Linked DNA regions of Mus musculus: all the other regions are linked to region 2. The links are chromatin loops, found by intact Hi-C in ENCODE. Cell type or tissue: left cerebral cortex. All regions are shown on one strand. Region 1 overlaps Foxn2 (forkhead box N2). Region 2 holds the start of Foxn2 (forkhead box N2). Region 3 holds the start of Ppp1r21 (protein phosphatase 1, regulatory subunit 21). Region 4 overlaps Gm31615 (a long non-coding RNA gene). Region 5 has its middle 19 kb from the start of Ppp1r21. Region 6 overlaps Gm31615 (a long non-coding RNA gene). Region 7 has its middle 24 kb from the start of Ppp1r21.

What was found. Peaks named below come from ENCODE experiments on the same cell type or tissue, not always from the same donor. Only the 100,000 strongest peaks of a DNase experiment are listed, where the experiment ranks them.
Region 1: a loop joins it to region 2, with 2.6 times the contacts of the local background. A loop is called at or near these places in 10 of 42 quality-filtered maps.
Region 3: it touches region 2 in a loop (2.3-fold over the local background); 10 of 42 quality-filtered maps call a loop at or near these places.
Region 4: it touches region 2 in a loop (5-fold over the local background); 14 of 42 quality-filtered maps call a loop at or near these places.
Region 5: it touches region 2 in a loop (5-fold over the local background); 16 of 42 quality-filtered maps call a loop at or near these places.
Region 6: it touches region 2 in a loop (2.1-fold over the local background); 6 of 42 quality-filtered maps call a loop at or near these places.
Region 7: a loop joins it to region 2, with 2.7 times the contacts of the local background. A loop is called at or near these places in 16 of 42 quality-filtered maps.

Annotation. Positions count from the first base shown.
Region 1 is chr17:88,489,907-88,493,906 of GRCm38, forward strand. Foxn2 (forkhead box N2) reads left to right here. Exons shown (of 6, transcript NM_180974.5): 6 at 1-627. Among named protein-coding and RNA genes, the nearest start is that of Ppp1r21, 38 kb to the right of the region's middle. In left cerebral cortex, a CTCF peak has its summit at 2,024 (motif pointing right); no DNase peak of the experiment used is centred here; H3K27ac peaks cover 60 bases.
Region 2 is chr17:88,440,462-88,444,461 of GRCm38, forward strand. It overlaps Foxn2 (forkhead box N2), which reads left to right and starts at 243. Exons shown (of 6, transcript NM_180974.5): 1 at 243-423. In left cerebral cortex, a CTCF peak has its summit at 1,603; DNase peaks (open chromatin) are centred at 137, 1,317 and 1,558; H3K4me3 peaks cover 2,295 bases; H3K27ac peaks cover 1,317 bases.
Region 3 is chr17:88,526,343-88,530,342 of GRCm38, forward strand. It overlaps Ppp1r21 (protein phosphatase 1, regulatory subunit 21), which reads left to right and starts at 3,782. Exons shown (of 22, transcript NM_028658.4): 1 at 3,782-3,976. The coding sequence starts at 3,920. In left cerebral cortex, a CTCF peak has its summit at 1,618 (motif pointing right); DNase peaks (open chromatin) are centred at 1,647 and 3,696; H3K4me3 peaks cover 1,009 bases; H3K27ac peaks cover 744 bases.
Region 4 is chr17:88,253,511-88,257,510 of GRCm38, forward strand. Gm31615 (a long non-coding RNA gene) reads right to left here. Exons shown (of 7, transcript XR_877113.1): 4 at 188-785. Among named protein-coding and RNA genes, the nearest start is that of 1700116H05Rik, 52 kb to the right of the region's middle. In left cerebral cortex, CTCF peaks have their summits at 2,380 (motif pointing right) and 3,792; DNase peaks (open chromatin) are centred at 2,387, 2,886, 2,967 and 3,629; H3K4me3 peaks cover 1,942 bases; H3K27ac peaks cover 1,970 bases.
Region 5 is chr17:88,509,423-88,513,422 of GRCm38, forward strand. No RefSeq gene overlaps it. Among named protein-coding and RNA genes, the nearest start is that of Ppp1r21, 19 kb to the right of the region's middle. In left cerebral cortex, a CTCF peak has its summit at 2,065 (motif pointing left); a DNase peak (open chromatin) is centred at 2,059.
Region 6 is chr17:88,328,225-88,332,224 of GRCm38, forward strand. All of the region lies in intron 3 of Gm31615 (a long non-coding RNA gene), which reads right to left. Among named protein-coding and RNA genes, the nearest start is that of 1700116H05Rik, 23 kb to the left of the region's middle. In left cerebral cortex, a CTCF peak has its summit at 2,100 (motif pointing right); a DNase peak (open chromatin) is centred at 1,728; H3K27ac peaks cover 530 bases.
Region 7 is chr17:88,503,851-88,507,850 of GRCm38, forward strand. No RefSeq gene overlaps it. Among named protein-coding and RNA genes, the nearest start is that of Ppp1r21, 24 kb to the right of the region's middle. In left cerebral cortex, no CTCF peak of the experiment used is centred here; a DNase peak (open chromatin) is centred at 1,711.

The DNA.
Region 1 (4,000 bases), 49 kb after region 2:
TTTTGAAAACTATATAAAGCGACTTTTGAGGCTTTCAGGTTTACATGTATGTCGTAGGTATTTTTTTTTAATTTTGAAATGTTTAAGTTTTAATTAAAGTTTACTCCAGTATGTTAATGATGTAGTCAAATATTTATTGAAAGGCAAAATAGAATATTTTAATGTTATCCCTGCCATTTTTCAAGAATATTCTTTGCATCTAACTGCCAGTGCCATTGTCAAACTTGTTTTCAAAATTGTTGTACTTTTTTATTAAACAGAGTGCTTAATTTTAAAGTATTATGTTGCCATCATATAGTGTATAAAATGTAAAATTGCCAATTCATTGTACCTATTATTTATTTTTAAACTAAAGTATAAGAATACCTTTTGATTGAAGAAATTTGTTATTAAATTGTTTTTTTTCTGATGTAGCATAAAATCTTCTGAGTTTAACTGCCAATAGATGACCAGCCACAAGTGAACCACTTCTCAGTTGCCAGCCTTGCTTATAGCAGAAGCAACTTACAAACATTTAGTTTTTGTATCTAATCTCTGACTATTAAAATGTTTATAAAGTTTATTTTTACCAAAGAGATGCAATTCATTATGATAAAGTTGCAGAATAAATGTCGTTTTATAACACTTTGTGCTTTGTTATTTGTGAGTTTTTAAGTGTTATATATTTTGACCTTTAAGTAGTTTGTGTGTGTGCATGCATTCACACGCCGGTGAGTGTAAAAATTAGGACAGCTTTGGGGAGTTGGTTTTCTCATTTCACCGTGGCTTTGGGGGATGGATCTCAGTTTGTGGCAAGTGCTTTTGCCAGATGAGCAGATGGTGAACCCCTAGCTTATTTATTTGTTTTTTGTGTCAGGGTCCCACTATGTAGCCCTAGCGACTGACGAACTCCAAATCTTCCTGCAGCAGCCACGTCAAAGCTTGGCTTACGGGCTATCGCCGTTCCTCTAGGCTGAAGTTTTGTTACTTTGTGTGTGTGTGTGTGTGTGTGTGTGTGTGTGTGTACACGTGAGTGAGAGTGAGATTGTTGGCATTTGTATGAGGATGTAGGAGAACTAGAGGTCTTGAATAATTACAAATGGTTACTTTGAAAAGCAATGTGAACATGACTCAAGAAAATAAAAATAAGGTTATTATGTGATCCAGTTCGAGCCCTGTGGCACATACTCAAGAGTGTGGAAGGATGGAAGGCACCCTTCGCTAGCCTGATCAACGCCGTTTGGCCACTCTGAGTCTTCTATTACTGCCCGCTTTCCTTTATGAAAGAGCTGAGTTGCTCTTCAGCTTCCTGGCAAGCCTAACAAGATGACAGGAATCACAGCGATGCTTTTCCGCAGAGCAAGACTTTCTATCCCATAGGAACCAGCTTGTTCTCAGTGATGACAGTAATACCGACTTTGACAGATTCCCCTTGCAGAAGTAGACCAAGATGAGTGATCGATCACTCGCTGAGCAAAATCACACACTCCCGCGGAGTACCTGCTCCAGCTCCCTTCACTTCTCGTTCTGTAAGATCTCAACGTCAGCAGCTTGAAGACAGACTTGGGAGGGTGTCACTAAACCCATTTCCCTGTTTTTTCCTAATCTGACCACATTGTGCCTTTAATGTCTGATGTAGGTAAGGGTCATCTGTTGAGACTTGCAAAACCAGGGCTTCTGCCCTAAAACCCTGGCAACATTGACGGTGACACTACTCAACAGAACCACGTCTAGATGACAGCACGTCGTCCATCAGAAGGTGAGTAAAGGGAAAAGGGGAGATGCACAGCAGAACATTCGTCCTTAAAAGGTAGGACACGGGACAATGTGAAGTCGGGCCACGTTGAAACAGAAACCAGAAAGGCAGTTGTCTAGGGCCAGGGTCTGTCTGAGGGTCACAGGAGGGTGAAAGAACAAAATGTACAGAAAGAAGAAAGCTGTCTGGAATTCTGCTCTGTTCCCTATTTTTAGCATTTTTTAAAAAAATATTTTGTATGTATGGATGTTTTGCATGCATGTACATCTATGCACCACATGCATGCATTGCCCAAGGAAGCCAGAAGAGGGCTTCAAACCATTGGAGTTACAAACTTGCCATGTGGCCATGAAGACTAGAACTCACATCCTGTGGAAGTACACACTCAGCTGCTGAGCCATCTCTCCAGCCCTTCTACGCTCTTTTTTAAAGGTTGATTTTATGTTAAGTGTATGAGTGTTTGTATGAATGTACACTGTGGGCCTCCTCACGCTGGTGGATGGTCTACCAATTCAGTCCTCAAAGGCAAGGGGAGCAGAAACAGTGAGGTAGGTAGGGATAGGGATAGGTTTGGAAACCCTGCGAGTACGTATGGGAAATGGCCATACTTGGGACCCCTTGTCAGAATGACCACACTGCGACTGCTTGTCAGGAGGCAGATCAACTTTACTTAGGGTGATTGAAGGCTCATAAGGTTTTGGGGGACTGAGGGTAGGGACATCCAGGATGGACAAAGGTCACTTGTTGGCTGGGGGCTTAGGGTACCTGGAATACCTCTTCAGCATGGGGAAGCAATTGAGGGAATCTCAGGGGCTCGATGAACAGGTTTTGTCAGGAGAAAGGAAATTGATCTCATAAACTAATTGAGGCAACGTGACATTCCTCAGGTAGAGGCTAGTGTAGGGGCTTAGAATTCCCTGGACAAGGTCAGAGAAGGAGAAGCCCTGCTGACCGGAAGGGAGTCTCCCATATTTCACCAAGCTCAAAGGCTATCCAGTCATAGTGGACTTAAGCGTATGTTATCAGTTTTCCCACAGTATACCACAAGCATTCCTGGTGCGTGGGGATCCAAAGAGGGTCAGATAGATGCCTTAGCATGGGAGGTAAGGATGGTTGTGAGCCACTTCCTCTCTCTGGTCCTGGGAACTGAAGCCTCGTCTTCTGGGAGAGAGCAGGTGTTCTTAACCTCTGCGCCATCTTTCCAGTCCCTGTCTTCATTTTTTCTAAGACTTGTTATTTCTGTATGTGTATTCTTCTCTACACAGATGTGCATATGGCTGCTCACTGCAGGGCAGGAGAGGGCTTTGGACCCTTGGAATGAGTTACCTGGTGTTTTGTGAGCTAGGAGCTGGCAAGTAAACCAGGGACCTCAGACAGCAGTAGGTGGTGTTAACTGCCAAGACCTCTCTCCATCTCCCAATCTGAATGACTTTTTGAGGGTTAGGGAGGGTTGTTTGGGTCGTTCTATTGTTTGATCGTTTTTTGGTTTGGTCTGGTTTGGTTTTTCAAGACCTAATGTTTCTGTGTAGTCCTCGCTGTCTTGGAACCCACTCTGTAGACCAGGCTGGCCTCTAACTCACAGAGATCCTCCTGCCTCTGCCTTCAGAGCACTGAGATAAAAGGAATGCAGCACAGCTACCTGCGATCTGATTTTTAAAGGAAATTTTATGAATTTTTTTCCTAAAAATGCTTGATAATTCTAAGTATATTCCTGTGTCCTGGCTTCTGTGTAAATGCTCTTTCCCTGGTTTTAGATGAATGTCCTCAGGACTAGCTTTAATTCTCATTAAGAACAAGCTGGTTATTCAAGCAAGAAATAGTGATGTTCAGCTACTTACAGCCAGCTTTGGGTAGAGCGGAGTGTCGTCCTCTCGGGTTTCAACCGACAACATGCACTTCATTATTCGTGGATGTTATAATCGGGACTGTAGAGAATATATCATACCCACCCCCACCCCTCCGCCCCGTGTCTCTGTCTCTGTCTCTCTAGTTGCTTACAAAACGGAATTTGTTCTCTTCAGTTTCCCATGGGGGTCTGCCTTTGTTACAGCTCAACTAAGCTTCCTATGGAGTTGTCGCTTCTGAAATAGAGCATTAATTGGAAGCAATTATCCAATTATACCAGCAGTGACAATGCTGTATACTAAATATTTACCAAGAAGAGAGAGCGTTTAACTTAGGACTTAATTCAGCAGCCAAGCACAATGAGGCTGCAAGAAACCCTGCAATCGCACAGTGTCTTCAGTAGCTGAAATACGCGTGTGT
Region 2 (4,000 bases):
CGTAAACCTCAGCGTCCCCTCGCTTTGCCTTCCGAGCCCGCTCCACCCTTCCGGACGCCACCTTCCCCCCCACCCGCCTGCAGGACGACAGCTCGGAGGGGCGGCCGCCGCCCTGGTAGGAGGCGGGACGAGGCAAGGGCGGGCTGCGGGAGGCGGGACGGAAGGAGGGGCGGGGCCAAGCGCCTTGGCGCCGCGTTGTCATGGCAGCGGGGCGGGGAGGAGGGGAGGAAGCGAGCAGGCGGGAGGGGTGGGGGGGGGGGGGATGTGGTGCTGCGGCGGCCGCCACCGCAGCTGCCACTGCCTGCTCGCGCCTGGGTGTCCCGGAGGCGGCTGCTGGGAGCCACGGGAGCAGCTGCGGTGCTCTGCCATATTGTGTCTGGCCCGGCCCGGCCCTCGCCTCTGGTTCGCGGCGGCTGAGTGACGGTGAGTCCCCGGGGTCGCGCGGCGCGGCGCGGCGCGGAGGCAGCGTGTGCGGCCGGCGCTGGGCGTGGGGGCGCGGAGGCGGCTGTCCCGTGACGCGCCGGGACATTTTTGTGTCCCGGGAAGAATTGGCGCCCCTGCGCGGGGGTGTACCCGGCGCGCGGCTCCGGCAGAGCGTGGGCTGCCCCGGGGGTGTGGAACCGAGGCGAGCACGGGTCCCCGGGAGTGAGGAGTTAGGAGTTTTCTCCCGAGGTAATGACCGTACCGGAGGGGGCGTCGCGCAGTCGGAGCCACAGAGGGCAGAGGACGCCCAGGCGGAAACCTGCGACCCCGGGAGTTGCTGCTCTAAGAGTCCCGGGGAGCCCGCGCCAGCCACGTCGCCGCTCCGGCTCCCATCCGAGCGGGACGCGCGCGGCGTGGAGTCCCAGTCCGGGGCCCGGCCCGGCCCGGGCGGGATGGCTGGGCCCGGAGAAGTAGTGCCCAGGAGGACTCGCGTAAACTTCGGGCGCGGGGCCCCGATGTGGGGTGGCGACCCCAGCCCGGTTCTCGCGGCCGGAGGCGCCCCCAAGCCTGGCTGGCCCGGGCCGGGGGTGGGGTGGGGTGGGGTGGGGGTGGGACTTGGACTGTTTCGGCGTTGCAACATGTGCACTTCCTGTTCGCCATCTCCTTCGGGGCCGAGGTTACTTCTGCCCTCCGGCCCGGCGCTCGGGCCGGGAGGGTGCGCGGTGGTCCGCGGCCTTGAGCTTGGGTGCCGGCCGGCGTGCAGTGCCCGGCAGCCCGAAGCCGAGCCGGGGAGGTTAGGGGCAGGGAGTCCACGTGCTCGGTGCTCGGTCTTGCACTGCAAACTCCGCCCCCGGCTGCCCTCCGGCAAAATGCCTGGGTTCCCACCGCCGCACCTCACGCGAGTTGGGGGTAGCAATTTCATTGGGAAGCCGCGCTCTCGAGATCTTCTTGCACTTGGTTTCTGCTTTAAAGCTTTCCTTTTTCCACCTTTTGGGTGGCGGTGGGAGGAGTCATAAGTGCAGAGAAATGACAGACTTTTTTTTTTTTTCCCCTACTTGCAACTCCGCTGTGAGCGGTTAATTATTTCCAGGTTAGTTGGTGCTCTTTTCTCCTGTCTTCTGATTGTGACAGCCACGTGGCCGGCTGAGTGCAATAGAGTGCTCTAGCGGCCAGAGAGCTTGAGGCTTCTCTCGCAGCAGGGGCTTTGTAATGGTATAGTCTTGGCTTCTGCGCTCTAATAAGAGGAAGTGGAAAAAGCCGAACCGATCACATCTAGTTGTTTCACCTGAATCGTAGAATGGCTTTCCTTTGCAATTCTGGTAAGGTGTCTATTGCCATTTTTGCCATTCGCTGCAACTTTGATGATTCATCTTAAAATTTCAGCAGTGTTAGGTATCTTCAAAGAGCGACAGGGCAATGTCTTTATAAAAAGAGTTCCCCGACTCTTTAGAAAAATCGTTTTAATTTCAAAGCCAATAACGAGCGATTCTAATGAATCTGAAATGATAACATTCTGGCATTATTTCGGGCTTATGAAAAAAACTCATTTGTTTCTTTTTACACAGATTAGCAATGAAATTATCTTTTTAAGGATAAATACTAGTTTTGTATGTAGTCAGATTTGAGCAGAATTCATAGGTGGAAATTATAGTATATAAAAGTGAAAGAGAAAATGATTAAAGTTAAAAAAATAAACTACTGGAGAGTGAAGATTTAGAATGTCTTTACAGTCTAGATCATGCGTCATTTTTTTGATCGGCAATTTTAATTTGTTTCTATGGCATGTTTGTGTTATTACTTAGTTTTACGTTATTGTTAAACCATTAAGAAGGAAACCCCTTACATTTATAGAGTTCTGGAGAAATGGTTCGGACTTCGTTTACTGGGCTTTTGAATGTTCTAGTGAAGTTAATGAAGGTATCGAAGAGGGTGTAAAGCTTTCTGTAGGAAAGAAGATAGGCTGGAAAGTGAGTGTGCACTGACCACTGAGAACAGTTCATAGTTGAGGAAGAAAAGTAAACGAACTGAAGAGAAGTGAAGAGACATTTACATAAAGCCGGAAGCCTGGAACACTGCAAACAGTTTAAAGTAAAGTGAAATTTAAAAGTAATACTCAAACAGCAAGTGTGTGTGTGTGTGTGTGTGTGTGTTTTGAGAAGGCTTTCACTCTGTGGTCCAGGCTGGCTTCAAAGTTGGCGTGACCCTCCTGCTTCTGCAGCTTCCTTTTGTTGTTTTTGTTTTTTTGTGTGTGTTTTATTTTGCTTTGTTTTGTTTTGTGAGACAGGGTTTCTCTGTGTATCCCTGGCTTTCCTGGGAACTCACTCTGTAGACCAGGCTGGCCTCGAACTCAGAAATCCGCCTGGCTCTGCCTCCCAAGTGCTGGGATTAAAGGCATGCGCCACCACTGCCTGGCTCTTTTGTTTTGAGACAAGCTCTCACTGTGGAGCCCTGGCTGTCCTGGAACTTGCTATGTAGATTAGGCTGGCTTGCAGTTCTCAGAGAACCACCTGCCTCTCTGCACCATGGATGCTGGAATTGTAGGGTGCATCACCTGGGTTGCTTGCTTGCATGTAGTTTCGGTTTGTTTGTTCAAGACAGGACCTTGACGAGATCAGCCTCTCGTGTAGATGAGGACAACTTTAAATTCCTGATCCACCTGCCTCTGTCTCCCAAGAGCTGGTTGTATAGGTGTGTACCACCACAGTTAACTTTATGTGTTTCGTTGCTGTTTGTTTTAACAACTCAAAAGAATGGTTATTTTTAAAATAATATTTTTATTCTTCAAGACTGTCATACAGTGGAACTCCCCAGATCCACCCACATCTTTGCACCCACCCAAATTCATGTCCTTTTTTTTTTTTAACTTAAGAGTGATATTTTTTTTGTCTGTTTTTTTGTTGTTGGTTTTAGATTGTGTACTAATAACTGGGTTTTATGTAAATGCAAACAGTCTTCCAGTTATAGTTTTGAGTGCCCAGGGCTTGAGGTTGAAGAAGTAAAACACAACTGAGACAGTACAAGGAGTTAAACCGTACTAAAAGTCAGATTAAGAGTGAGTGTAAGAGAGTCAGCGGGGAAGGAAGTCGTAGAAAACTTGGGAGGGTAGGAGAGGTTTCTTGGAAAAGGCAGGTGTTGATTTCTACGGGAGAACTTCTATGCTAATAATGTCGCCCAAATGGCCACCCTCTGTTTATTATTAATTTATTTTGTTTGTTTGGTTGGTTGGCTGGTTCCTGGAACTCTCTCTGTAGACCAGGCTGGCCTCAAACTCAGAGATCCACCTGCCTCAGCCTTCCAAGTGCTGGGAATGAAGGCGTGTACCACTACCCCTCCCCCTCCCCCCTTTAAATTAAGCTTGCATAAGAAATTTATTTTGTTAACTTTCACACTTTGGTTCCAGTCTTCTTTCTCCCATCTTAATATTCTACTGTTCTGCAGAAACTTAATTATTATACCTCAGCATGGTACTACAATTTATATTTATGTTGACAGTATCTTTTTATCTGTTGGAAATACACTTGGACACTCCAGTGTAAGGCCTGGCTGAAATACTGATTGTTCTATGAGCCTTGGAATC
Region 3 (4,000 bases), 86 kb after region 2:
AATCTACACTCAGTTGAATCAGTACATTCACATCGTTAATATGTCATACGTTGCTGCAAGCATTAACGTACAAATAGCATTATTCCTGGGGAAAATTCAGAGGTTCTTGATAGCATCTGGTTACATTTTCCTGAACCTTTCCATACATAACCATATTTTAAGTGTACTTTGGTTAAAGGCATGTTATTTGATAGATATTTTTTGCTTCATTAATTTTAAACCAGTGGTCAACAGCTCTCTGCTTCCCCCCCTCCCCTCCCCTCCCTCCCTCCCTCCCTCCCTCCCTCCCTCCCTCCCTCCCTCCCTCCTTTCTTTCTTTCTTTCTTTCTTTCTTTGAGGCAAGGTCTCTCTATGTAGTTGAGGCTGTCCTAGAACTCAGTAAGTAAACCAGGTTGGCCTCAAACTCACAGAGATTCTCCTGTTTTAGCCTCCAAAGTGCTCACCATATTCACTTAACATCCTGGACTAAAGCCTCACAACTTTTGTCATACACGTTGATCTTCATAAAGCTAAAACTAGCCCTTTTTGCCTTAAGGAACATTGTCTAGGGCTAGAACAGGCTTCATCATTGTGCTTGGGGCCATTTGAAATAGCAAACTTTTCAACAAAATAATGCAAAGCATTCACTTAGTATCATCTTGCGGGATGTCAGTTGGGAATATAGGCTTTGGGTCAGTCAGATCTTTGCTACTCTGCCTGCTTGCAGATGCTCTAGTGAGTGTTGTATTTGAGTTACACACACATTTTATGCAAATTTGCAGATTCATTTTGCAGATAATGAATACTGACCTTGAACACAGCATGTCAGAGTCAGCAACAACCAGCTTTTGTTCCATTTCTATGAATTTCTAGAGATCTGTGCCCTCATTAGGTTTGATAACCAACAATTGACAGGATGGTATTGAATTTTGCCTATTTAAGATTTTAGTGTGTGTGTGTGTGTGTGTGTGTGTATGTGTGCATGTGTGTGCCATAGCTTATGTGCAGAAGTCCAAGGTCACCTTGCAGGAGTCAGCTATCTCCTACCATGTGTATCCTGGGACTGAAATCAGTCGTCAGTCTCTATGGCAGGCGCTGTCTGAGCCATCTTGCCAGTCAGAATATTTAAATTCAATCCTCACAATATTTCAATCTCAATAATCTAGAGTTCCCCCCCCCACCAAAACTATGGGTTATTAAAGCCCACCTGCCAATTAACTTTTTCCCATGCCTCAGTCACCCTTTGAAATAGTAAAACATGTAGATATGGCCTTTTTAAAAAAATTGATATTTGGGAGTTCTTTACAGATTTGGACAAGAGCCTGCTGTAGGGTTTGTATGCTGCTATTACCTTCTTCCCCTTTGTGGCTGGCCTTTTTAATACTAGTTGAGAATGAGAATCTTAATTTTAATTTACTCTTATTTACCAACTAGGGTTTTAAAACAATGTGTCTGATCAAACAGCCAGCCAGTCAAAATAAATTTCTAAATTCAGTAATATGAATTCATACAGACTCTCTTGCTAAAGTTGTATGTTTTTCTTTGGAATGTTATTTTCTGGAATGACATTTTTAAAACAATAAAAAAAATTTCCATTCCTATTCAAACCATGGAAATGGATTACACCATTTAATTCTGCCACTTGGTGGTGCTACAGGGAACTAACACTCCTCTCAGGAACGGTTATTCTGGAAGTTTGGATGGCAGTACTTATTTATTAGCAAGTGTAAAGTGTACAGTTTTAGTTTGTACAGGAAACGATACAGGCTGAGCTCTTTGCTGAACAACTCCTGGATTGCTCCCAGATAAAAGAGAAGCTAGCTAGCACAGCTTTCACTTTAATTATACCTCTAAATAATCCACAGGGCTGACTTAGCCTTCCTAGATGCGTTTCCTCCATAATAAAGGTAATAATATTTACTTTAAAAAACCTAGAGAAATCAAGTTGATGCTCCTCTGTCCTGTTTCATTTCCTTCTTTTTCTGCTAGAGGCACCGAACAACCAGTGTTCTAGTTGTCTCTGTGTTTTTACTACATATTCATGTGTTTAAGAATAATGTTGGGCCGGGCAGTGGTGGCACACGCCTTTGATCCCAGCACTTGGGAGGCAGAAGCAGGCAGATTTCTGAGTTCGAGGCCAGCCTGGTCTACAAAGTGAGTTCCAGGACAGCCAGGGCTACACAGAGAAACCCTGTCTCAGAAAAAAAAGAAAAAGAAAAAGAAAAAAACCAGATGGCTCAGTAGGTAAGAGCACTGATCCTAAGGTCCTGAGTTCAAATCCCAGCAACCACATGGTGGCTCACAACCATCTGTAATGAGATCTGGTGCCCTCTTCTGGTGCTTCTGAAGTCAGCTACAGTGTACTTACATATAATAATAAATAAATCTTTGGGCCTGAGCAAGCAGGGACTGAGTGAGCCAGGCCAGCTGGAGTGAGCAGAGGTCCTAAAAATTCAATTTGCAACAACCACAAGAAGGCTCACAACCATCTGTACAGCTACAGTGTACTCATATACATTAAATAAAATAAAAATCGGAATAATGTTACTTCACATATTATGGAGATTATACACACACACACACACACACACACACAGTACATACTGTGTGTGTGTAGTCCAGACTGCTCTCAAACTTGACTTCCTCATGCCTCAGCCTCCCAAATGCTAGGACTGCTGGTATGACTAAACATGTCTGGCTACTTCCACTTCATAATTTTTAAGATTATTTATAGTATATTACAATTCACTATTTTTTTTTTAAAGACAGAGTTTCACTGGCTGGCCTGAAACTTAATATGTAAACCAGTAGAGATCCATTTGCCTGTCTGCCTTCTAAGTACTGAGATTAAAGGTTTATACAGCTGCACCCAGTGCAATTGACTTATTTAGCATAATGTTCATATGTATGTGTTTGTGTACAAATGTAGTTCATTAGTTTCAACTGTCATATTATGTCTCAAGAAACACATATCTTTCTTCATTCATATTATTCTAACAAGAAATACTTCAATGCTATACCTACATTAATCCTCAACAGAACTGTCAAAAATATTTTAAATGAAAAGGAGCAGTTTTTCATCATAAGGTATCTCAAGATATCTAGTCTAGCCGTTTTTTTTTTAAAAACAAAACAAAACATTAATGGTCTTTACATCTCAATGCGTGGTAGAAATTTTCAGAAACTGTATGTTCTTTTACGGCTTAAAATGTTCTGATAGATGAATAAGGGTCAGGGGCGGGCATGTGGCATTTGAGTAGAGAAAGGTCAATGACAAAACACAGAAGACAATGAAGGTTTTCTGATCTGAGAAGGGGAGAAGGGCAAACGGTATAAATATGTGCTAGGTTGGACGGTTTACAGTGTAGCACAAGTCTGGGTATCCAGATAATGAATGAGAAGGCGGAAAACAAGCTTCCAAGAAGCAAGCGACTGACGCTAGGCGGTTGCTATGGCGACTAGGGGACTGGGTAGCCAGAATTCTTGATGTTCTTAGAATGCTTCTCCTTGCATCCTCTGTCTCTCCCTTCGGTGTTCCATCCATTCCGTAGGCACTCATTCTCCTCCCGCTTGATTCTGGCTCGCCCGGAAACGGGTCGCCATCTTCCCGCCTCTTCCAACATGGCGTCTAGGGTCTCAGGAGGGGCAAAAGCACCGCACAGGCGGGTCCGTCGGGCCGCACATGCGCGAACCGGAGCACCAGAGGGCGGGGCGGTGATGTCAAGACGTCGCCCCGCCCCCGGTGGTCGCCCCGCCTCTGGTCCCGCTCCTCCTCCCTCCCGCCTGGAAACCCGGAAGTGGAGGAGGAGGAGGCGCGGCGGCGGCGGCGGTGCTGCAGAAGCTGGCTGAGCCCTGCCCGGGAGGAGCAAGTGTGGGGTTGGGGGCGGGGGGCGGGGCTCGGCAGCCCGGGCGGCCAGGCCTGGACGGGGCGGGGGAGGCCATGGCCTCCGCAGAGTTGCAGGGGAAGTACCAGAAGCTGGCTCAGGAGTACTCGAAGGTACCCATCGTGGGTGGGGGAGAC
Region 4 (4,000 bases), 190 kb before region 2:
ATGCCTTTAATCCCAGCACTCGGGAGGCAGAGGCAGGTGGATTTCTGAGTTCGAGGCCAGCCTGGTCTACAGAGTGAGCTCCAGGACAGCCAGGGCTATACAGAGAAACCCTGTCTCGAAAAACCAAATAAATAAATAAATAAATAAATAAATAAATAAATTAATTTAGTAATCTGCTCATATTTACCCGCTTCATCCTCTCATCATGCTTCCATGTGACAGGTGCAGGAAGGTAACGCAGGGCTTTGATTGTCAGAGTAGCTGGGAGTTGCAGTCTCATGCATGTTCCCAGGTTCCTGTCTACTTGTGCTATGATAGGCATCTTCTGGGAGCTCCAGTTTTCTCACTACAGAGTAAGAATAACAAGAATTAACCATGAAGCTTTGCTGCGCAGGAATGAGCTAGCCCCAACTTACTGAAGAAAGGAGCTATTATTAATATGCAGCATATGGACACACAACATATGCATTCTGAATGAATGAATGAATGAATGGGCACAAGGGAAGGTTGGGAAGGTTGGCCCAGGTCCCCTAAACTGATGAGCAACTTCTTTGAAATTATGCCTTTAGGAATTTGTTATTTGAGATGAGAAATGGGTAAAAAGAAAAACTCAGAAAGGTTGTATGAGAGACTCCTGCGTGGCTGGCATCCAAGCAGCAGGATGGACGGATAAACTTCCCAACTCTCCAAACCACACAGGCCGAAGCTGTGCACTGGAGACTTCCAGGATGCCAGATCTCTTTCATCCAGAAGGAAGGAGACGGAGTGCTCGACACAGCTCCTTTCTGTGAAGATAGAACATTGGTAGAAATCTTCGTATATTGATACAACATTGGAAATGACCATATGTTGTTACTGCCTTGGGAGTGGAAACTCAGTTATGAAAGGGATTCGGCTACGAAGTACTAGGACTGAGTCACTCTCGGCTAAGACTGGAGATTTCTTAAAACTAGAAGCAAAGCTTGGGAACTTTCTTGTCTCTGAAAGGCTGATAGGCTTCAGCATTAAAATCATATAATCAAAGTTAGGTGCTTTAATCCCAGCACTCAGAAGACAGAGGCAGGCAGATCTCTGAGTTCAAAAGGCTAACCTGGTCTACAAAGTGAATTCCAGGACAGCAAAGGGCCTGAAACTCTGTCTTGAAACAACCAAATATCTACACATATATAATATAGTTAATTTTTCCTGAATGCCTGTGGTAACAAACAATAAGAGTGATTATCTTGAAAACTATTTGTTGCCCGGTGGTGGTGGCACACGCCTTTAATCCCAGCACTTGGAAGGCAGAGGCAGATGGATTTCTGAGTTTGAGGCCAGCCTGGTCTACAGAATGAGTTCCAGGACAGCCTGGGCTACACAGAGAAACCCTGTCCCGAAAATCCAAACAAAGAAAGAAAGAAAAAGAAAGAAAGAAAGAAAGAAAGAAAGAAAGAAAGAAAGAAAGAGAGCTATTTGTTCTCTAGATCAAAATATATCCATCTTACTAATGTTACTACTTTTTAAAAACAGAGATTCATTATATACATTTTAGCAGAATACAATAAATACTTATTATACTAAGTAACAATAATCACAATAATTCGACTTGTAAAATAAAATACAATTAAGGTGGCCCAGGTGCCCAGTAATGAGTTTGAAGTAATGACTCATAAGTGCGAAGACTTCCCTGACTGGGTTTCTAACGTGATTACAAGTGGGTCATAAAAGTGAGTGTGAGAAACTAGCTTCCCAAACCAGGATCACCATTTACTGGAATCCATGAGTTCAGAGTAAGGCAGTAATCTTCTGGGGAGAAATGACTACTGTTGACTCATTAATCCAATAACTCTGTACTAATTACAGTGCCTCAGTTTCCCTATTTTATGAAGTTGTCACCTGCCTGCCGCTCAGTTGTGTTTGGAAAGTCCAGGGAGATAATAGTGTGTTTTGAAAATAAGGAATACATTATAAATGCTAAATAATAATAACAATAATAACAGGGAGTCTCTAATGACAGGGGTCCTTTAATAATACTCATCGAGTGTAATAGCATCACTAACCAGTAGGAACAAGACAGAGTGCGTTTGTCTTCTTAATCATCAGTTTGTCTCATGGGAAATTGGTAGAGAGAGGACTGGCGCCTCACACCGAGCCCCCACAGGCTTGCCAACCCGGTGACTCCTGCCCTCCAACTAGCACCTGCTTCGTTTCTCTTTAAGAAGGCGAGCGGTGTAACAGAAAGAAGGGGACAGAGGTATCCCAGCTCACATCCTAAGCCCAGAGAACAGGATTATAAAGTTTCAGTCCATAGCTGGTTGTAGAAAGAAAAGAAAAATAGGCTTGAGACCAAAGAGAGCAAAGGGCTTAGGGGGACGAAGGACCAAGGTAGCCACGAGGTGGCGACAATCCAGCTGGAAAGACCCGCTCGGGTGGCATAGATGGTTCGCAACCGAGGAAGGAACTTCCATAGACACAAAGAAGGGGTCTTCGGAACGGGGAAAAGGCATTTTGTCTGCTTCGCCGGCAGCGTATCGGGAGTTAGACATGACGAAGGCGACCTGGAGAAGGAGCGAGCAGCTCTCTTGTCATTCCTTGGGCTTCCACTTCCCAGGACCGCAGCCCTTGGTGTAGGGAGAATTTTGTGCAAAATCACCCGAAAAAGGTTTGACCCCCTCCTGCCGCCCGGAGGCCAGCCAGATGCTTCCCCGCAGCGACATTCCCAGGATTCCAGCCCGGGAGAGGACGATTTTGAGCCCAGCCACAGGCCTTGGGCCAGTATCTGGCTGCAACTGCGGGTCGGACTTAGCTCGGCAAGGCAAACCGGCCAGCTCACCCGGGGGCCGGGTCCTTGGAGCCCCTTGGGATCCGACCTTGGGGGAGGCTGCACCCTGGCTCTGGAAAGTGCAGCGGCCGTAGGGCGTGCCCGTAGCTCGGCTGCACCGGGTGCCTGGGAAAATGTCCGGAGCTGAGCGAGGCCCAGGGGGTAGGGGTGGGGGGTGGGGGTGCTCTGCTAGTTTTCTTTTGTTTCAGTGTGAATGTGAACACAACCACACCCTCGTTTGTGCTGGGCAGGAGGTAGCTGGCTTTGAAACTCCACTATTAGGAAATTTGAAATAGGGTTGTTAGGAAACTCCCTCGCAATTCTTAGGGCCGTCCTGGGCTGCCGAGCTTGGGCTCTAGCTGTCTGCCTGGTGCCATGCCTAGCCTACTGAGGTGCTACAATCTTTGGCCTGCCTAGAAGCCATGGGCGAATCCATGGCCCTCCCGCTTGGACCATGGTCAGCGATCAGGAAATCCGGGCAAGCTACTCACGGGCCCACCCCTCTGGGGTGTGGGGCGGGAGCCCTTGAGGAACACATGCCCCCGCAGGACTGCCTTATTTAAGCCCCACAGCATCATCACCTGCATTTTGCAGATGAGGGAAGCAAGCCTTTGGTACTGAGTAATTTGCCCGAGAATCTCAACTCTTAGAGGGGCTGGGATTTTACACTGGACCTGCATTTTTCTCCGAAGCCCTAGGCTATCTATGCTGCCTCCTACAGCCCCGCCAAGAGCCAACTGGGAGAAATATAAATAGAGCCAGGAATGAGCTTAAATTTTGGCAGGACAACCGAGGTTATTTTGGACTCTTCTTGCCTTTGAATGCAGACTGGAAAACAGCTAGTGTAAGCTCCACCTTCATCAACAAATGTTTTCCGTTTGTGTTTTATACCAGGAAACTAAGCACTGAGGTATCCCAGCGAACAGGACAGATCATATTAGTGTGTGATTGCACGAGTGTTTGGTGAGCTAATTATTAAGCTGTTAACTGAAAAACTGCCAATCTGGGCACTAGAGGGAGACTCCAGGCAGCAGGAGGAAGGGCAGTGTTCTTGCTGTAGGCAATCCCAGTAGGTTTCCCCTAGCAGGGTGGTTGGTTCCAATCAGATCTCTCCAGTGTTCCCAGCCAGTCTGTGTGCGGGTCAGCTGTGTCATAACCAGAGCAGGGCAGCATCCACTTCTCTGCAGCCTGAGCTCAGGT
Region 5 (4,000 bases), 69 kb after region 2:
CCAGGAGGTCAAGTATTTGACTGTCCTCTGTACAGCTGTGTCCCATAGCTCAACCCAGTGTCCCTCGGTAAGCCACTCATGTACCCACTGACTGGGGGACCAGATCAGTTCCCATCTCCTTTGTAATCTTGCCAAGCTCTACACTTCTCTCCACCACGGGAGCGTCTCACTCACTACCCAGCCCCGACTGTGGCTGTATATGAATTCTTCAGTACCTACCTCAGTGCCCAGTGCACATGACAGCCAGAATTTTTTTTATATTATATATTTTTTAAAGATTTATTTATTTATTATATGTAAGTACACTGTAGCTGTCTTCAGACACCCCAGAAGAGGGCGTCAGATTTCGTTATGGATGGTTGTGAGCCACCATGTGGTTGCTGGGATTTGAACTCCAGACCTTTTGGAAGAGCAGTCGGGTACTCTTACCCACTGAGCCATCTCGTCAGCCCGACAGCCAGAATTTAATTATCACAGTCCTCGTGATAGCACCGTTTGGATGGCCCGGAGTGGGCAGGGATCAGGAGATTTGGAGAATGTGGGACAAAAGATGGTGGTCTTCTGTAGTCTCAGCTTTGAACATGACAGGTATATTCTCTCTCTCTCTCTCTCTCTCTCTCTCTCTCTCTCTCTCTCTCTCTCTCTCTCCTTCCCTCCCTCTCTCTCCTCTCTTTCTGGATAGGGCTAACCTAGAACCCACCCCCTAAGTAAACAAGGCTGTCTTGGAACTCACAGAGAGCCACCTGTCTCTGCCTCCCCAGTGCTGGGATTGAAGGCGTGACTACAGAAAGCACCAGAAAGGGGAAAAAAAAAAAAGTATCCTTTGTCGTGCTCCTCCCAATCTCTCTCATCAGCTGTCATTCCTGTCTTTGCGAAGCCTTCCTCTCCCTTGCTCCCCAGGCCTGTTTTGTACACAGAGGCAGTGCCTCAGTGATGAGGGGCTTTCAGAAGGTTTCTTGTTCTCAAATACTTTCTTACATCCCAGCGCTGCGATCCTTGGGGTCTGTTTGCACAGTCTCAGGGGAGAAAATGACAGACGTGGAGGATATTTTTAATTTTCAAATGGCTTTATGGGGGTTCAGTGCTTGCCTGGCATAATGATCCCAGCACTCAGGGAGGCCGGAGTTATAAGTCACCCTTAGATTTTCTTAGAGATCCAGGCTAGCTGGGCAAATGAGTGTGTATCAAAAAAGCAAACAAGTCGTTATGTCCCTTAGAGTTTAGTGAGAGTCAGAAGTGTGGGGATGTATGACTGTAGTTAAAGCTTAGACAGAATTGCTGGGAGTCCGCAAAGCACCCTTAACCTGAACTCACAGGGTTTGGGAGAGAGCGTTGGATGTAGCTGCTTCATAGAGAAAACCGGGCAGCCGTCGGTGGAGTGGGGGTGCGGGCAAGGGGTTAGAATCCACACTGACTGAATTGTACGGATCTGGGGGACAGCGGTCAGACTGAGACAGGCCTTCAGCACCCCGTATTTCCAAGGGCTTTCTTGAACAGGTTGGAAATAGCCCAGGCAAATCGCATTGAGAAGGGTGCTTCAACTCTCACCCTCTCCTCCAGCCCCTTGTCCTAGTCTAAAAGCCTTGCTTGTGTTTCTGAAGGTGGCCCGGAACTCGCTGGGTTCCAGGAAGAAAAGGCCGAGGGGGCTGCAGCGTCTGGTCTGTGACCCCTTACTGCTTTGGGTCTGTTCATCCCAGCCACAGGTGCTCCCCGCCCCCAACGCTGCCCAGGCCGCCCAGGACAAAGGAAGGGTTGTGCCTGCATAAGAGGGCTATTTGCCTCCTTGCCCAGCCATCACGTGAGGACAAAGGGTCCACACCCTAACTCAGCTGAAAGAGTGCAAAGTGTCCCAACACGCCCTGCAAAAGGACTTACTGATTTTCCAGTTAAGAATTTGCCTAACCTGTTCTGTTCAAACAGGCTAATTGTTTCCTGAAAAAGATGAAGTCACTAGAGAGACGTGCCTAAACAATTGCTACCAGTGGTCATGGGCGTGCCTCAGATTGGTAACCAGTTTCAGGACTGTCACCTCAAGTGGCTGCAAATTTGGTGATGGCGCGCTCCCTGGTGGCAAAATGAGGTTATACCAGGCAGAAAACAGCTTGAGAAAGCCAATGGAACGGAGACCTTGAAAATAGGGAAGAGGGGCGATAGGTTTGTGGGACGTTTGTGGTTTTCTTTCTTTCTTTCTTTCTTTCTTTCTTTCTTTCTTTCTTTCTTTCTTTCTTTCTTTCTTTCTTTCTTTCTTTCTTTCTTTCTTTCTTTCCTTCCTTCCTTCCTTCCTTCCTTCCTTCTTTCTTTCTTTCTTTCTTTCTTTCTTTCTTTTTTTTTTTGGTTTTTCGAGACAGGGTTTCTCTGTATACTCCTGGCTGTCCTGGAACTCACTTTGTAGACCAGGCTGGCCTCGAACTCAGAAATCTGCCTGCCTCTGCCTCCCGAGTTCTGGGATTAAAGGCGTGTGCCACCACGCCCGGCTTGTGGTTATTTCTTAATAAATATCTGTTGGCTGGGCTGGGGCATTGAGTGGTTAGTGGGTGGACCGGTGGTTCATGCCTGCCATCCCATCCAGCTCTTGGACCATGGAGTGAGGAGTCGTCAAGGCTAATCTTGGCTTTTACAGCAAATTCTAGACCAGCCTGGGACTCAAAACCGACCAACAAAAAAATGAAATATAACCCACCAGGTGTGTGGATTTTAATAATAAAAGTGAACAATCTGCCCAAAGCCGAAGCAGAGAAGGGGTCTCTAGTCTGATCGACATTACTGCGACTGAGTCTCCTGTATTCCGAAGACTTTTTTTTTTTTTTGGCTGTGAAATTTTTAGAATAGACACTAGAGAAAAGTGAAAATAACTATTAGGCCCGTGTGTCAGAACATGGAGTTTGGCACACCCCAGTTTTTGCCACTCCCCTTACTCCCGTTTCCTTCTTCCCTGCACAAATGTAACCCATGTGAGTATTATGTTGCTTTACCTTAAGGCTGTGGGATACGTTGTTGGAATGGAGGGGCTTTTCTAGCACACTTCGCCACATCTAGTATACACTAGAGTGGTCTACTGGGGTTGCACTCTGCTCACCTTGGGATTTTCTTCAAAATGTTTCTCAATTGTTTGTGGGTCCCAGAAGTCCACACAGCACTGTGTTGCTCTGTCTCTTAGTTCTGTGCCCTGCCTCTCTCTCTCTCTCTCTCTCTCTCTCTCTCTCTCTCTCTCTCTCTCTCTCTCCTTTTCTCTTTCACCCATCCTTCCCTCCCTCAAATAACACTCCCCTACATACACTGAAACACCCAGCTAGGGTTTGCAGGCTAGCTCAGCAGGTAAAGCCACTTGCTGCCAAGCCTGCTAACCTGAGTTCCATCACCGGAGGGCCACATGGTGGGAGGAGAGAACAAACTCGGGCAAGATGTCCTCTGACCTCCACATGAGTGCCTATAGGACACACACATGCTTATCCCCACACATAGACACATAGATAAATAATTGCTATACATTTTTATAAACAAACGCGTAGTCGTTCCACACACGGTTGGATGAATTTTGACAAGTGTGCTGCAACTGATCCTCTTTCTTCCCAGGCTAAAGAACATGTCCATGACCGCACAGAGTGGCCCCTATGACACTCAGTGAACACTGTTCTTGGTTCTTTTGCTGGGTGTCTTGCCTGCTCTAAATCCCATATTAAGAAGGTCATTGCAGAATGCTGTGTGCTGCTTTTCATACTCTACATGATGCTTTGAGTTTCCCCCACACCGTGGTTCATTCTTTTCTGTGGCTACATTGTATCCTATCCATAGATATCCACTGCTTGGCAGTTAGACTGCTTCCAGGTGGAACTGCTATAAATCAAAATGCTCTGTCTTTTCATGTGTCTGTCTTTGTGTGCATGTGTGTGTGTGTTCACATGTGTTTGTGTGTGTCTATGTGTATGTGCATGCAAATCTGTGTGTACATCTTGTTTTTTTGTTTTGTTTTTCAAGACAGGGTTTCTCTGTATAGCCCTGG
Region 6 (4,000 bases), 110 kb before region 2:
GGGGGGCATTTCCCCTTTGATAATAACTTTTTTTGTAAATTGTATTAATTTTGCCTTTGCCTTGGACTGCAGTAATGGAGCTACAAGCTTTCTTTTTAGGCTTCAATAGCAATGCCTCCATTGTTGGTTTTTTTTTTTTTTTTTTTTTTTTTGTTGTTTTTAAATTCATGTTCCTGGCAATTAAGCACTATTCCAAAACATAAAAACAATTTCCTCCTTTTCAAATCATTGGGCAAGGAGTTTCACATGAAAGCTGCTGTTACCCAAAATAGGATCTTGTAAAATAAATGAAGAGCAATCTCTATTCATGAGATCAGCTCTGCCCACCCTGCCTCTTTCTTCCCACCTATCTCTAAGAAAATTCTGAGGCATAGCAGTGTACACCTGAAATATCAGCACTTGAGAGGCAGAGGCAACAAGTTCCAGGCCGATCAGCCTCTGGTCTACACAGCAAGTGACATTTCATTCAGGGCAAAGGAAACTCCACCTCAAAGACCAAATAAGAAAAACAAAAACAAATTAAGTCCCTTCCCTTGGATTACTTTTAATTGAAAGAGAAAAAAAAAATGTGTGGATGATTTTGTTTATAAATGCTAAAATGAAGTCTACAGGAAAAGCTAAAGAAATTAAATAACCACGACCTTCTCTTCATACAAAGAGCAGTGAGCCATGCGGGGTGGGGGTGGGAGGAAATGGGGGTGGGGGCATAGGCTGGCCGCTCTGAGCGCATCCTTTCCAGCTCTAGCCAGCTTGCCTTACTGTGAAGCTGTGTGGGCCTGGCCTTCCCTCTCCCCAGGCTCTTTCTTGCCTTTTGTTCCCCTCAGCTACTCCAATCCTGCTGCTGCTCTCTGTAGGAAACCGTACTGACCTGGAGGTCAGATTGACCCGGTTAAAATCTACAAGATAGACCACATGAAATTACTCTTTTTATATACGGAAGATGGTCAAACATTGGCAGTTTCACGTAGTTTATCCTAATATCAACATGTCATCATCTCTAAGGAAACATATTTTAAACGCGTTGTTACAGCGGCACGTGCTAACAACCATTTACAGCGATAGGGCTTCAGTTCTGAGGGGCAGCCGTGACGTCCTGTTCTGGGTTAGTCTGACAAGGTTTCTGAGGCACTGCTTGTCTGTTGGAAATACCTGGAAAAGGCAGGTCCCAGGGCAGAGGAACAGACATGTGGAAAGATATAGGGGAAATTGGCAGGGGCAGGATAGCGTCAAAACAGCCAAATTTGGAGAGGGATGGGGAGGGCGCATAGGAAGGGGAGGGTAGCCTTGCCCCGAAGCAGGTGCTGAAGAACAGACATTTTGGTGGGAACCTTCTAAACTATGTGTTCAGAGAAGTCCTGACTGGAGAGAGAAAGATGGTGTGGAGAGGGGGTGGGGATGGGAAGTGGGGAAGGTGGGGAAGGAGGGTGGGTGGGAGGGGAATGACAAAAGGAAGGTAGGGAAGAAGCTAGGGTTTATAACGTGAATAAGACCCTCCCCGTGGAAGCAAGGGATTCCAGCCTAGCTTTATCCCTAAACATCTGCCTCTGGCAGTGCCACATGGGTGGGGTGGGCAATGCTGAAAAGCAGGGGCATCCCAGCAGACGGCGGGAGGCTACTGTGGAATCTTAGGCCGGCCAGTGACATCAGATGTGCCTACGAGCAAAGCACCCAACAGCTGTCTGGAAGATGGGTCAAAGAAGCTTGTGATAGCTGGCAGAGACCCAACAAGCGAGCTATTTTAGTCAGACCGAAGAAGCCGAGTTTGAAAGGGCAGAATTCCTGAGCGCAGATCTGAGCCAGTCTCACTGAGCAAAAGGCTCCAAGGACTGTACCCCAGGAGGTCTGATTTTCTCTTCTCTAAGTAGGCCAAGCATAACCATCCCTCACTCCTGTTTTTCCCTATTGTAAATCTCGGGTTCCCTTTGATAGATCAGTGCTCTGAAGACCTTGAGTTCCCTTCCTCAGTCCTCCCTTGACTGACCAGAGATCACCTTCTTTTCTTAAAAGACAAATCCTTTGGCGGAGGTGAGGGTAAGATTTATTTAGTATAGCTTATGCATATGGCAGTGACAACTGTCATGTGCATGCAGTACCTGTGGAGGCCAGAAGAGGGCACTGGATCTTTTGAACTGGAGTCACAGATGGTTATGAGCCACCATGTGGGTGCTAGAAACCAAGCCCAAGTCCTTTGCAACAAGTGCTCTTAACCCCTGAGCCATCTCTCCAGCCTTCCATAACCTTAAGCCCTGACATATCAGGCCTTTTCCTCCAAACTTTGAGTCATGGCTTCCATCTTTCCACCACGGCTGTGCCTCTCAGCTACCTGCCCCGAGAGTCAGCGACTATCATCTTCTCTGTGCCCCACACATGTGCTAAGCACTGTGTGTCAGGTTTTGTAATCACTTCTAGTGGATGTGTGTATCACCAGCCTTTAGCTCCCTGAGGCTAACACCACGTTTTCTGCCACCGTTGACCTAGTAGCTCACAGGGTCTCAGAGCAGACACACAGGTCAACTAACTTGAACTGAATTCTTCCCTTCCCAGGCACAAGATCATGTTATCCTAACTGCTTGGCTGTGCCTGTCTTGTTAGAACCTAGCCAAGTATACCTCTTGTATATCTTCTGTGTTAATGCAAAAAACACATCTCTTATCTCTACATCAAAGGGAACAAGGGAGAGCTTGTTCTCCAACCAAATACGGTGACACAGCCCGGGGACATGGATTCAGGTTGCCTGAAATAACGTTCTTCCAACACTGAGCTAATTATGTGAATTTTCTGTTTTTCTAGTATGTCTTAGGTAGGGTTTCTGTTGCAGTAATGAAACACCATAACCAAAGCAACTTGGGGGAAGAAAGGGTTTATGTCGTTTACACTTCCACATCAGAGTTCATTATTGAAGTAAATCAGGACAGGAATTCAAACAGGACAGGAACCGTGAGGCAGGAGCCATGAAAGAGTGCTGCTTACTGGCTTGCTCTCCATGGCTTGCTCAGTTTGCTTTCTTATAGAACCCAGAACCACCAGCCTAAGGGATGACACTGCCCACAGTGGGCTGGGCCCACCCCCATTCATCACTAATTAAGGGATGAATTCCTTCTGTCCCATTTTCTCCCTCATCACTTGCAGCCAATCAAGAAGTTCTATCATCTCTTCCCTTAAAATGTCCCACCCTCATATGTGTTGTCCCCTGGCTGGCTGTGTTGCCATTTGCATAGATCAGAATCTCAGCCCCTTAGCCTGCTCAAGGGACCTCACAGTCCACCACTGTGTTCTGCGATGTGGATGCTGCCCAGTTCTCTGCTCGCCAAGCTCACATATGCTGGTTCACCACACAGCATTCTGACCACAAGTCTACAAACCCATTTTATCTTACAAGTTACTCTTTAGCTGGTTCAGACCACCCTGAGTCTTTTAATATTTAGCTTCATGCTATACCATGTGGTGGCTGCTGCTTCCTCCTCCTTCTCCTCCTCCTCCTCCTCCTCCTCCTCTTCCTCCTCCTCCTCCTCCTCCTCCTCCTCCTCCTCCTCCTCCTCCTCCTCCTCCTCCTCCTCCTCCTCCTCTTCTTCTTCTTCTTCTTCTTCTTCTTCTTCTTCTTCTTTTTGGTTTTTTGAGACAGGGTTTCTCTGTATAGCCCTGGCTGTCCTGGAACTCACTTTGTAGACGAGGCTGGCCTTGAACTCAGAAATCTGCCTGCCTCTGCCTCCCGAGTGCTGGGATTAAAGGCGAGCGCCACCACGCCTAGCCCACGTGGCTTCTTAACTGCTTTATATTTCAAGCATCCATGCAAGTCTTTAAGTTTCCAGAAGAGGAAAAACTATCACCTGTTTCCCCTTTATATCACTCAGTGCCTGTTTAGCACATACTTGGCAAATTTAGACTCAGTTATACATCTATTCCAGTCTCCTCAGCTGATGAGAGAGAACGAGAGAGCACATAGGGTTTTGGAATATTAGATGAGATAATATGTGTGTGTGTGGGGGGGTGGCAAATCTTA
Region 7 (4,000 bases), 63 kb after region 2:
AGAGGCCCGGGTTAGAGGGAGGATTATTATTCGAGAGAGGATTGTTATTATTGGGAGATATAAACAAGGGAGATATAAGCAAGGGAGATATAAAAACAAGGGAGATATAAACAAGGGAGATATAAACAAGGGAGAGATATAAACAAGGGAGATATAAACAAGGGAAATATAGAGAAAGAAGAAACAGGACTGAATAAACGTGTGCAGAAGGATCCTGTAGCAGCGTCGTTCTTCCTGGCCAGTTGAGTGCGCGCAAGTCATATGACTTAGCTGCAGTCCCTGGCGCCTTTGGGACTGCCGCCACACCCGCTCCCCACAATTCATGGCTGGGCCACCTCTCCAGCCCCTGGCAGCATTTTCAGTTGTTCCCAGGCACTGCCAGTGGGAAAAGCACTCCCACAGAGGGGACCAGCTGCCCACCCAGTGTCCCCTCGCTCCTTCTTGCTACAGACCCAGTAGATGAAAGGCAGCAATGCCCAAGTGGATACCACACTTCCAGCATGGCGTTGAGCACGGGGACCGCCAATGGGCTAGAGAGAGAGTTCTGAGGTGAGAATTCCAAGCCTCCGCTTCCCTTCCTCCCCACGCCCTCCTCTTTCTCTTCCCTCTCTTTCCTTCTTCCAAGTTATATTATGAACACAGTGGCTGGGCCTTAGCAACCATTCTCTAGTTATGAACTTGGAGGTGGAATTTGAGTCTAGGAATGTTGAAAGAGAAGCAGCGAGAAGCTTGGTTAAGCCAGCCCAAGAATCTCCGTCCTTAGGTTGATTTTCTCGTGAGGAAAGCAAACCCTTACCTTGTCTAAGCAACCGCTCCCTGAAGGACAACATTAAGGGCATTTTGGACATTTTTGGGAGGGAGGAAGGTTATATATATTTTTTTTGTCACAATGAATAAAAGTAGTATCTTACATTCAGTAAATATAGGATATCCTGTTTACGTTCATGTAAGTTTAAACACAACAGTGACAGCAAAATGTTTATAATTAACTGTGCTTTGACTCTAACATATACATATGTGACATATATTTATGAATATACCCTATAAACATTTTATATATGCATAAGCACAATACTTTTTTGTGTGGTAACAGACATGTAATTTTCTGGGAATTTGACTTTCATATAAACCAAAGAACTCTTGGATTTTGCTTTTTGAATCTTAATTAGGATTTATTCCCCACCCACAAAGTAATGTCTACATTGGCAGTGTTAACTGGTTCCCATATAGCACACTTATATTAATCTCTTTGGAGTTATCCATTTAGGACAAATGCCCAAATCTTTCATCCTATCTCACAGGGTAGCATACACGAGAGGCATTTGCTGGATTAGAAATGGCCTCCCCCCACCCCCATTTGTCTTTTGATCTCTCCAGAGAAGAACAGTGAGAGAGGGAGCACACGGGTAGGTGCTTGTCAGTTCAGGGTCACAGTTGCGCTGGGGTTAGGTAGGGGAAGCGTAGGCCTTTATGATGCTCGAAGCCCTGCTTGCTACAGAGAAGGCAGGGAGAGCAGCATGCCCAGGGCCATTGGAAGACCTGCAAGCCAGAATTATCAGCCTTGCCTTTTGCCACGGTCAGCCCGCTGCAACTGCTGAGTTAAAGGCATGCTCGAGGTCCTTAATTGGAGCAGATAATTGGTGAGCTGGCTCCGTGCACAGGAAATGTGTTCAGATGGATTTGGCGAAGTAGAGCAGGAAGAAGGGAGACCACCTGATATCCTCTTGTGCCAAGGAGGGCAGCACAAAGGGGCAGTGTCTCCCAGCACAGCATGGGGCCAGCAAGTGCTGTAAGCCCAGGGTCGTGTTCCCTTCAGGAACCTCAGCACCAGAACCAACCGGGTGATGGCTGGGCAAACAATGGCCAGAAGCCACAGGGGCAGACTCTGGGCTGAAGAGGCTTCCCTGCCTCGTGCACACCAGTTAACCTCTTGGTGTCTGCTTCGTTAAAAATCCCCAAACATGTTAAAATCTTGCCATACTCTTCCATGAGATCCACAAATGGTGCTTGCATGTCTACACAGTGACACACATGCCAGGGTCTGTATCTACAGACGGTTTCTGAACCTAGAAGAGGAGAGTCAAACAAACAAACAGGCTCCATGAGCCTTCCTCTTCTTCAGTAAATCACTACTACTTTCTGCTCAGGTTGGGACACGTGGCCAGAAAGCCCCCTGCGCTTTGTCCTGACAGTGGAGCTGACCATTGCTGGGGCAACAGAAATATAGCAGCAGCGGCAGCAGAGATGTCCCTTTCCGAGGCCAAGGATGTGCGCCCGATGTCCAGCCCTGTGACTGACAGAGGCACAGTTCCAGCTTCTTTTTGAAACCTTTATTCCTGGAAAACCCTTCGGTATGAACTGTGTTCAAGAGCAGAAAGGAAGTGAAGGGCCGCGATGGCCGCTCCCCTGCGTGCTCAGTGTGCCTGCTACAAACATGCGCAGGAGGCAGGCGCACATGCGTCCTGCGGAGCCATAGCTCATTTTTTTTTTTTTCTTTCTTATTTTGCTCTGGTGTTGAGAACAAACCCGGGGTCTTCTGCTTAGTAGGCAAAAACTGTGCTACCCCGAGCCCAGCAGCTCCTCTGTGAGCCTTCAGCTTCAGTCACTTCTAGCTTCAACTTGTTTCTTGTTTTGTTTTGACATTTCTTGTTTTTGTTGTATTTTTTTGGTTTGGTTTGATTTTTGGAGACAAGGTTTCTCTATGTAGCCCTCGCTCTCCTGGAACTTGATCTGTAGACCAGGCTGGCCTCAGAGATCTACCTGCCTCTGCCTCCTGAGTGCTGGGGTTAAAGGTGTGTACACCACCATCTTGCTTATTAATTTTTTAAAGTTTTAAATTAAAATTTATTTACCTCCCCACATTCCTGTGTATGTGTCCCGTGCATTCTATAGCACGTGTGTGGCAGTCAGATGGGGGGGGGGGCGGCGGCGGCGGCGGGGGTGTGTGTCTCTGCAGGGGTCAGGCAGAGAAGCAAAGGGAGAAGAGAAGAGAATGAAATTCCGTTCAGCTTTGTTAGCCAAGTCTGCTATCGGGTGGTTTATTCCCAACATATTTAAGCCCAGTATAATTTGGTGGGGAAAAGTTTCCTGGTATAATACAATCCCTGGTGCACCCAAATAGACATAATTACATGAAAACGCGACTCAGGGCACATACCATTTCTTCCAAGAAGGTGATTTCTTGAGATATGCTTTGGCCTGGACTCAGTCATACAGATAGCATAGAGGCCATTTGGGCTATTAACCACGTCTGGTCCTGGATTAAGAACTTGGTGGAGCCTCTGGCTACAAGGGTCATTTAGACAATTAGATATTGCAGTCCTGGTTGATATAGCCTGGCCCAACAGATAACGAGGATCACAAGACTATTGATCACTTCCAATTCTCACTTTCCCATTGGAAAGACTGCTGTGTGCTTAACATTCTTGGATTCTCTGGGGAAATCTGTGTGTGCAAACACTTTAGTGCTGTGCTCCCACAGAGGACAACACATAGGACTTGATTCTGTCCTGTTGCCATGTGGCTCCCAGAGATCGAACCAAGGTGGCCAGGCTTGGCATCGAGGGCCACCCTGCCCGCAGCCATCTCAGAGACCCATTTCTGTTTTTTGAGACAAGATCTTCCTGTATATCTCCAGCTGGTCTGGAGCGCCTGATCGTCTTGCCTCCGTGTCTCAAGTGCCAGGATGACAGAAGTGTACCATCAGTGGCCAGATGGAGCTGCTCGCAGAGGATTTCCTCCTGGCCTGCCAGGAGCCCTGCCTGCCTGGCCTTGGGTCTGGGGCGGGCTTCCTGTAAGTCTTTCCCAGCGTGGTAGATGGACAAAGGCAAGAGATGGAGCCATTTGACTGCGGGCCAGCCTTTGCTTTCCTGTTTAGCAATGGAGGCATTTTGTAAATGATTTTCTTTTTTTATTTTTATTTTATTTATTTATTTACTTATTGGTTTTTCGAGACAGGGTTTCTCTATGTAGCCCTGGCTGTCCTGGAACTCACTCTGTA